Regions from separate parts of the Homo sapiens genome. Here region 1 is linked to region 2. Evidence: read pairs that join two places in POLR2A ChIA-PET (ENCODE). Cell type or tissue: CD4-positive, alpha-beta T cell. All regions are shown on one strand. Links, peaks and the distances in the headings refer to the core of each region. The heading gives the core; the rest is flanking DNA.

What was found. Peaks named below come from ENCODE experiments on the same cell type or tissue, not always from the same donor. Only the 100,000 strongest peaks of a DNase experiment are listed, where the experiment ranks them.
Region 1: POLR2A ChIA-PET joins it to region 2 with 5 read pairs; 2 of 35 experiments call an interaction of 5 or more read pairs at or near these places.

What each region holds. Positions count from the first base shown.
Region 1 is chr1:175,293,485-175,296,399 of GRCh38, reverse strand. The region is part of intron 1 of LOC105371623 (a long non-coding RNA gene); the gene reads right to left. Among named protein-coding and RNA genes, the nearest start is that of KIAA0040, 100 kb to the right of the region's middle. In CD4-positive, alpha-beta T cell, for the core only: no CTCF peak of the experiment used is centred there; no DNase peak of the experiment used is centred there.
Region 2 is chr1:175,187,594-175,190,508 of GRCh38, reverse strand. All of the region lies in intron 1 of KIAA0040, which reads left to right. Among named protein-coding and RNA genes, the nearest start is that of KIAA0040, 3.7 kb to the left of the region's middle. In CD4-positive, alpha-beta T cell, for the core only: no CTCF peak of the experiment used is centred there; a DNase peak (open chromatin) is centred at 1,438; H3K4me3 peaks cover 1,591 bases; H3K27ac peaks cover 1,842 bases.

The DNA of each region.
Region 1 (2,915 bases), core at 136-2,635, 110 kb before region 2:
ATTTTTATTAGAATTCTGGGACATTTTTATTTAGTCCATTGATTTTAAAGCTATTAGAAACCTGTATTTAAGAATACTTGTTAGTATCTTTTCCATGAATCTGATTACAAATGCTTTTAGAGAAAAATTGAGACGATAACGTGGAAGACAGACTTAAAATAGCCATCGTTAAAAATCTGATGAAAGTTCATTACAATCAGCAATTGACAAGGGAATTTGGGATTTTTGTGGCATTCAATATAATAACCAGAACTGTTACAGATATGACATATTACACTTTTAAGAATTTTATAGGGCCAGGCGCGGTGGCTCACACCTGTAATCTCAGCACTTTGGGAGGCCGAGGCAGGAGGATCACCTGAGGTCAGGAGTTTAAGACCAGCCTGGCCAACATGGTGAAACCCCGTCTTTACTAAAAATACAAAAGTTAGCCCAGCGTGGTGGCAGGCATCTGTATTCCTAGCTACTCGGGAGGCTGAGGCAGGAGAATCGCTTGAACCTGGGAGGCAGAGGTGCAGTGAGCCGAGATCGCGCCATTGCACTCCAGCCTGGGGGACAAGAACGAGACTTCGTCTCAAAAAAAAAGAATTTTATATACAGTTTTGAAACATTTTTATTAGTAACATACCCATAAATGTAACTGGAAAAAGATCTAGTATCACTTCTCATTTGACAATGTTTCCCATATAATTTACCAAATAAGCCTAATCATTTAATATCTCTCTACAAGATGAGGAATACATCCTTTGAAGCTCTCCAGGGACACCACTGAAAAATATCAAAGTCAATTTTAGGTCAAAAATACTTAATTTAGAATTTTGATATGGGGAAGTCTTTCAAAGGTACCCAAAGGTTTAAAACACTTGATCAAAACAGGATCACAGGTCACTGTGGAAATACTAGCTATTCATTTAACTAGAGTGATAATCAAAAGACTTCAAAAGCAATACAGAAAGTTACGTGGATGTAAAAATCCTTAACCTCATCAAAACTCAGTTTCTCTAAGTAATCAAAAACCTAATAAACACAACATGAAATTATCTTAATAAAATATACAATCTTTGTTTCTCAGGCCAGTTACCAAAAGGATTTTGTTTTTATTAAAATCTTCTGGCAGTATGATTGCTTCTTTTTATGGGAAACCCATTTAGATATCCTGGAGTCAAACCTGATGAAAAGGCACTTGAATTTAATCAGACACAGGAAGAACATGTTCAAAGCTATGAGTGTACACCACATTAAAGAGGAACATAAACAGGAAAACCAACACCTTGAGCAGGGTAATCCATGGCTTTTAGTAATAGCATGGGAAGTTTTCTGGCTACATGAAGCAATCAAGACACATCAAGAAAAGCCAAGAATAGGGAGTCAAGTTATACTGGAGGAAAACATTGCTTTGCTAGGCTTTCAAGGGAAACATTTCAGTGTCAGGCCATAACAGTAGGGATAGAAATAGAGAGAACATTATAGGAGCTGGCAAAAATATTTAAGGAGAGAGTTCTCATCCCAGACCTTCTCAAGGAGAGAAAGGAGGAGATCAGAAGGCAATGATATGTGACCTACAAATCTCATGCAGAGACACAGCAAAAGCTGAACTTCTGATATACGAATCCAAGAATCTTCAAGAGGAAAACTTTACCTTGATAATTGAAATTATCATTCTAAATGAGGAAAACAGCATTTCTAACCAGAAACTAGGAAAAACTAAATGTATCTCAGGAAGAAATGTGGCAGAAACATAAACTGTACAACAGGAAGAAGCTGCAGTTCAGAAGATAACTGAAAATTAAAAGAAACAGATTTCAGAATCAAAAATCAAAACCTCTTGCAACTTTTACTAAGACAAGATCAATACTTCAAAAGAAACTTGGTTGTGCTAACACAGGGAACCAAAATTTTTTAGTTATATATCAAAGCTCAATCTTTTTAATTTTTCATATCAAAAGCTCAATTTTTATATCAAAGCTCAATCTTTAGAAAGACATAATTTCCATCTAATTATAGCCAACTTGATCACAGACAAAATTTCTTTCCTAAATTCATCCTTCACAAACCTTATCACAACTTACTCAGACTGTCAACGACATGCTTCAGCCTTTTGCTTTGTCCTGTGTTTCCTCTTTCTTAAATAACTAGTCATTTTACTTTAGGAAAAAATTCACTACACAAAATTCTTTCTCATAGAAAATTTTTCTTTTGTTCTTTTTTAATCTTCCTTACCAAAAATACATCTTTATACCTGTACCTTTCTTCACATCTCTCACTCTACTACTTACTGGTTCCTTTCTATCTTGTTCTACGTCTTTTCTAAATTTACTTCTGGAAACAAGCCTCTGGATTGAGACTAAATTTTTTTCTTCTCAATGAGGAATACGTTTTGTTGTTTTTTGTTTTTTTTTTTGAGTCAAAGTCTCACTCTGCTGCCCAGGCTGGAGTGCAGTGGCACGATCTTGGCTCACGGCAAGCTCCACCTCCTGTGTTCACACCATTCTCCTGCTCAGCCTCCCAAGTAGCTGGGACTACAGGTGCCCACCACCACACCTGGCTAATTTTTTTGTATTTTTAGTAGAGACAAGGGTTTCACCATGTTAACCAGGATGGTCTTGATCTCCTGACCTCGTGATCCGCTCACTTGCCTCCCAAAGTGCTGGGATTAGAGGTGTGAGCCACCGCGCCTGGCTGAGGAATACATTTTTATGCCTTCCTTATAATTTCTCTCATTAAAAACACATCTTACTTTTTGGTACACTTTGTGAACAGAATTATATATTACTTAGAATTTTTGACTCTTAGTAACCTCAATTTCTAGTGAAAACCTAGGAAGCAAGAAATTTTGAACTGTCAGCTACATCTCAGTATTTTATCTTATTTGTAAATGACCTAGACGTTAATATCTATCACTTAATTTAACATAA
Region 2 (2,915 bases), core at 314-2,813:
CTTGGGAAGCAGATTGTGGAGAAGGCAGTGATGAACACTTTAGGCATATTAAAGTTGAATATGCCCAGGAAATGTCCAGATGGAGATAAGCAGTTGGGTATACAGGTCTGGAACATAGGTGGAGGTGGAAGGCAGCTAAAGAGGCCTGTGGTAGCACCACATTGGTGCTGAAGAGTCTTGTATTTGTCAATAGTGGCCTATAGATATTTTCATATCATATGTTGACTTCCAGATGACTTTCTCCGAACGCTCAAGGCTTTCTCAGGATACCTTGGAGGATAATTCCTAAAATAAAGAAGAGAATTCTGGGTTCATGGCACATAGATAGTAAAGATGCATTTAATTATCACTCCTCCATGTGAAAAATTAATACTTAGTTCAGTTGTAAGATCTGTGAAGACCTTTCCAGAACTCACACTCCAAGTCTTTAGTTACCTACCCCTGTGTGGGAGAGTCCTGACTTCATAAAAACAAGAAGGATGACCTACTCTGACTAATTTCAGACCCCTACAGAGTAGTTATTTAGGTCTGGCTGCCAGTGCTCGGCTCAGGATCTTGTGTGACCTGCATGGAAGAAAAAACCTTGAGCTTGGAGCTAGAGATACATGGGTTCAGTTCCTGGCTTAACTGCTTATTAGCTGACCTTGAACAAGTTCTTGAAAGCTTCATTTCCCTTATATTTAAAATGGGGATAATTATTACTCACCAGGGCAATGGTTAGAATCAGAATCAAATTGAAAAGGAAAGTACATTTAATGTGCTACATAAATTGTAAGACTCTATAAAAATGTAAGGGGTTTTATTGTTATTTCTAATCTTGCCTCTTGAAACTACCAAAATTAGACGGACTGTGTAGGTGTAAGCTCTGGGCAGCATCTTCAGCCCAGACTTGCAGCTTTCCTATTGTATGACATATTTTAAGGCAGTAATGATAAGTCTCCTTCCATGATATCAATCACATGCATCTACTCTGGCCTCTTTTGTCCTCCTTAGCTAAAATGGTCAGAGCCCAAAGAAGTCAATGCTCTGCTATTGCTTGTGCAGGTTGTGTACTGCACAAGGACTCCTGGGAGTCTTTGGAGCTGAAAGCACCAATATTCCACCTGCTAGGCCTTAGACCCACCCCACTTGCAGCTGAGTCCACATGGAGGGGATGCTTTTTTCTAATTCTCACCAAGGTGCTGGTTTAACCCATTTAATCCAATGGCCCTGAATCTGAGCATTAGTCAATGACTTGGGTATATTTGTGATTTTTCCCTGTCCCAACCAGGGAATCCTGACTTATTCCAACCCCATGAAGTTGGAATGTTATGCCAACGTCAAAAACCTTCAAGTAAACAGAGTTCTAATAGAGGCTAAGCTGTTGATGAAAAAGAGGAAGTAACCACAGATTCAGAGACTTCAAATGGAAAAACACTTCCGAGAAGAGCCAGCCCCACCCCTTCACTTCACAGATGAGCAAACTACAGTTCAGGGAGGGGAAGTGTGGGCCCAGTCACAGAGCTGGTTAATGGAGGGACCAGAATCCAAGTTCCATCTGCCTCTGCCCAGGAATACCCAATACTATCCAGGGTCTCTATCACCTTTTGTATCTCACACACAAGGACACAGCTAGGCATTCAAATGCCTGTGGAAAGGTGAAATGAAAATTGTACCTCAAGTTCCAATCCTCCCCAAGTGGCCTCCAGGACAAACTAGGGGCAGACCCTCAAGGGATGCAGGTAGTTCTCAACTTTTAAGGCAACCTCCATACCACCCTCGTCTCTTCTGTTTCCTCAGTTTCAATCCTTAAAGTTTTCTCAGGAGTTCCCAAAGACCCCTCAAGAAGAGAAACAACATTGGGTGCCTTAATTAACTAAAATCCTTTTAGTGTTTCCTCAAACTTGTCAGGAAGAGTGTTTCACCTCAGAGATAAGAATGAGCTAGAGACCAGTGGATTAGTTGAAATTACATATCCAATATCGATATGTAACTTACCATTCAGTGAGAAGGGTTCCAGGTGAATAATGGGCTTTCAGGAGACTCGTCACAGACACAGTAAGGGAGATAAAGACAGTAGCATGATAGACTTTTTCCCTCCCTGGACAGCAAAAGGAAAATCGAGTGCAAATTCTTTGAAAGACAATCCCCAGGGCCAGAGCCCAGGCCAGGTTTCTAGCTTTTCCGCCACATCAGTCTGAGCCATCTGAACAGAGCATCATCTGGGGACATGAGTGGACATTTAATGGAGACCAGGAAAGGGCAGCTAAGTTCCAAAACGAACCTCACACAAACACAAAATTTCTTTCTCAGAGGCAACTCCCAAGGGACATGGCGGCATCCAAACCCAATCCCCACCCCTGGGAAGAGACTTGCTCCCACGATTGTGAGCAAGCCGCTCCATGGAGTTTGTCACTAAGAAATAAAACAAAACCTAACCATTGCTGTAGTTCTTGGTCAAAATTGAAGAGATGATTGTATTTAGAAGCCACTGCAGACATGCCCTTGCTCTTGACTATAGCTTTCTCCCGATGGGATGTTTTTCAGTTACATTTTATTCTCCTCAAATACAACCCTAATTTCAAGCTGGATAGTCTTCAGAAAAGCCCATCAGCATTTTTTTTTTAGTTTCCCAGGCAAGTCATAAAAAGAAAATTGGCAGAAGAGAGGAAAATAACATACAAATAATAACAATAAGGATAGTCGCATGTGATAGTATGTTTAGTCTTCACATTGTCCTGACAGGGAAAAGAGCTGTGGGCCACAGGTTCAGAGGTGGTGTAGGGGCAGGGAAAGAGGGTCAAGGGCAGGGGAAGGGAAAAAGGCCGTGGGAACAGGGAAGACCCATGAGCTTAGTGTTATGGGAACAGAATAGTATAGTGGATATGCTGTGTATTAACTTAAATGACATGTGACAGTGGCCACCATAAATAAGA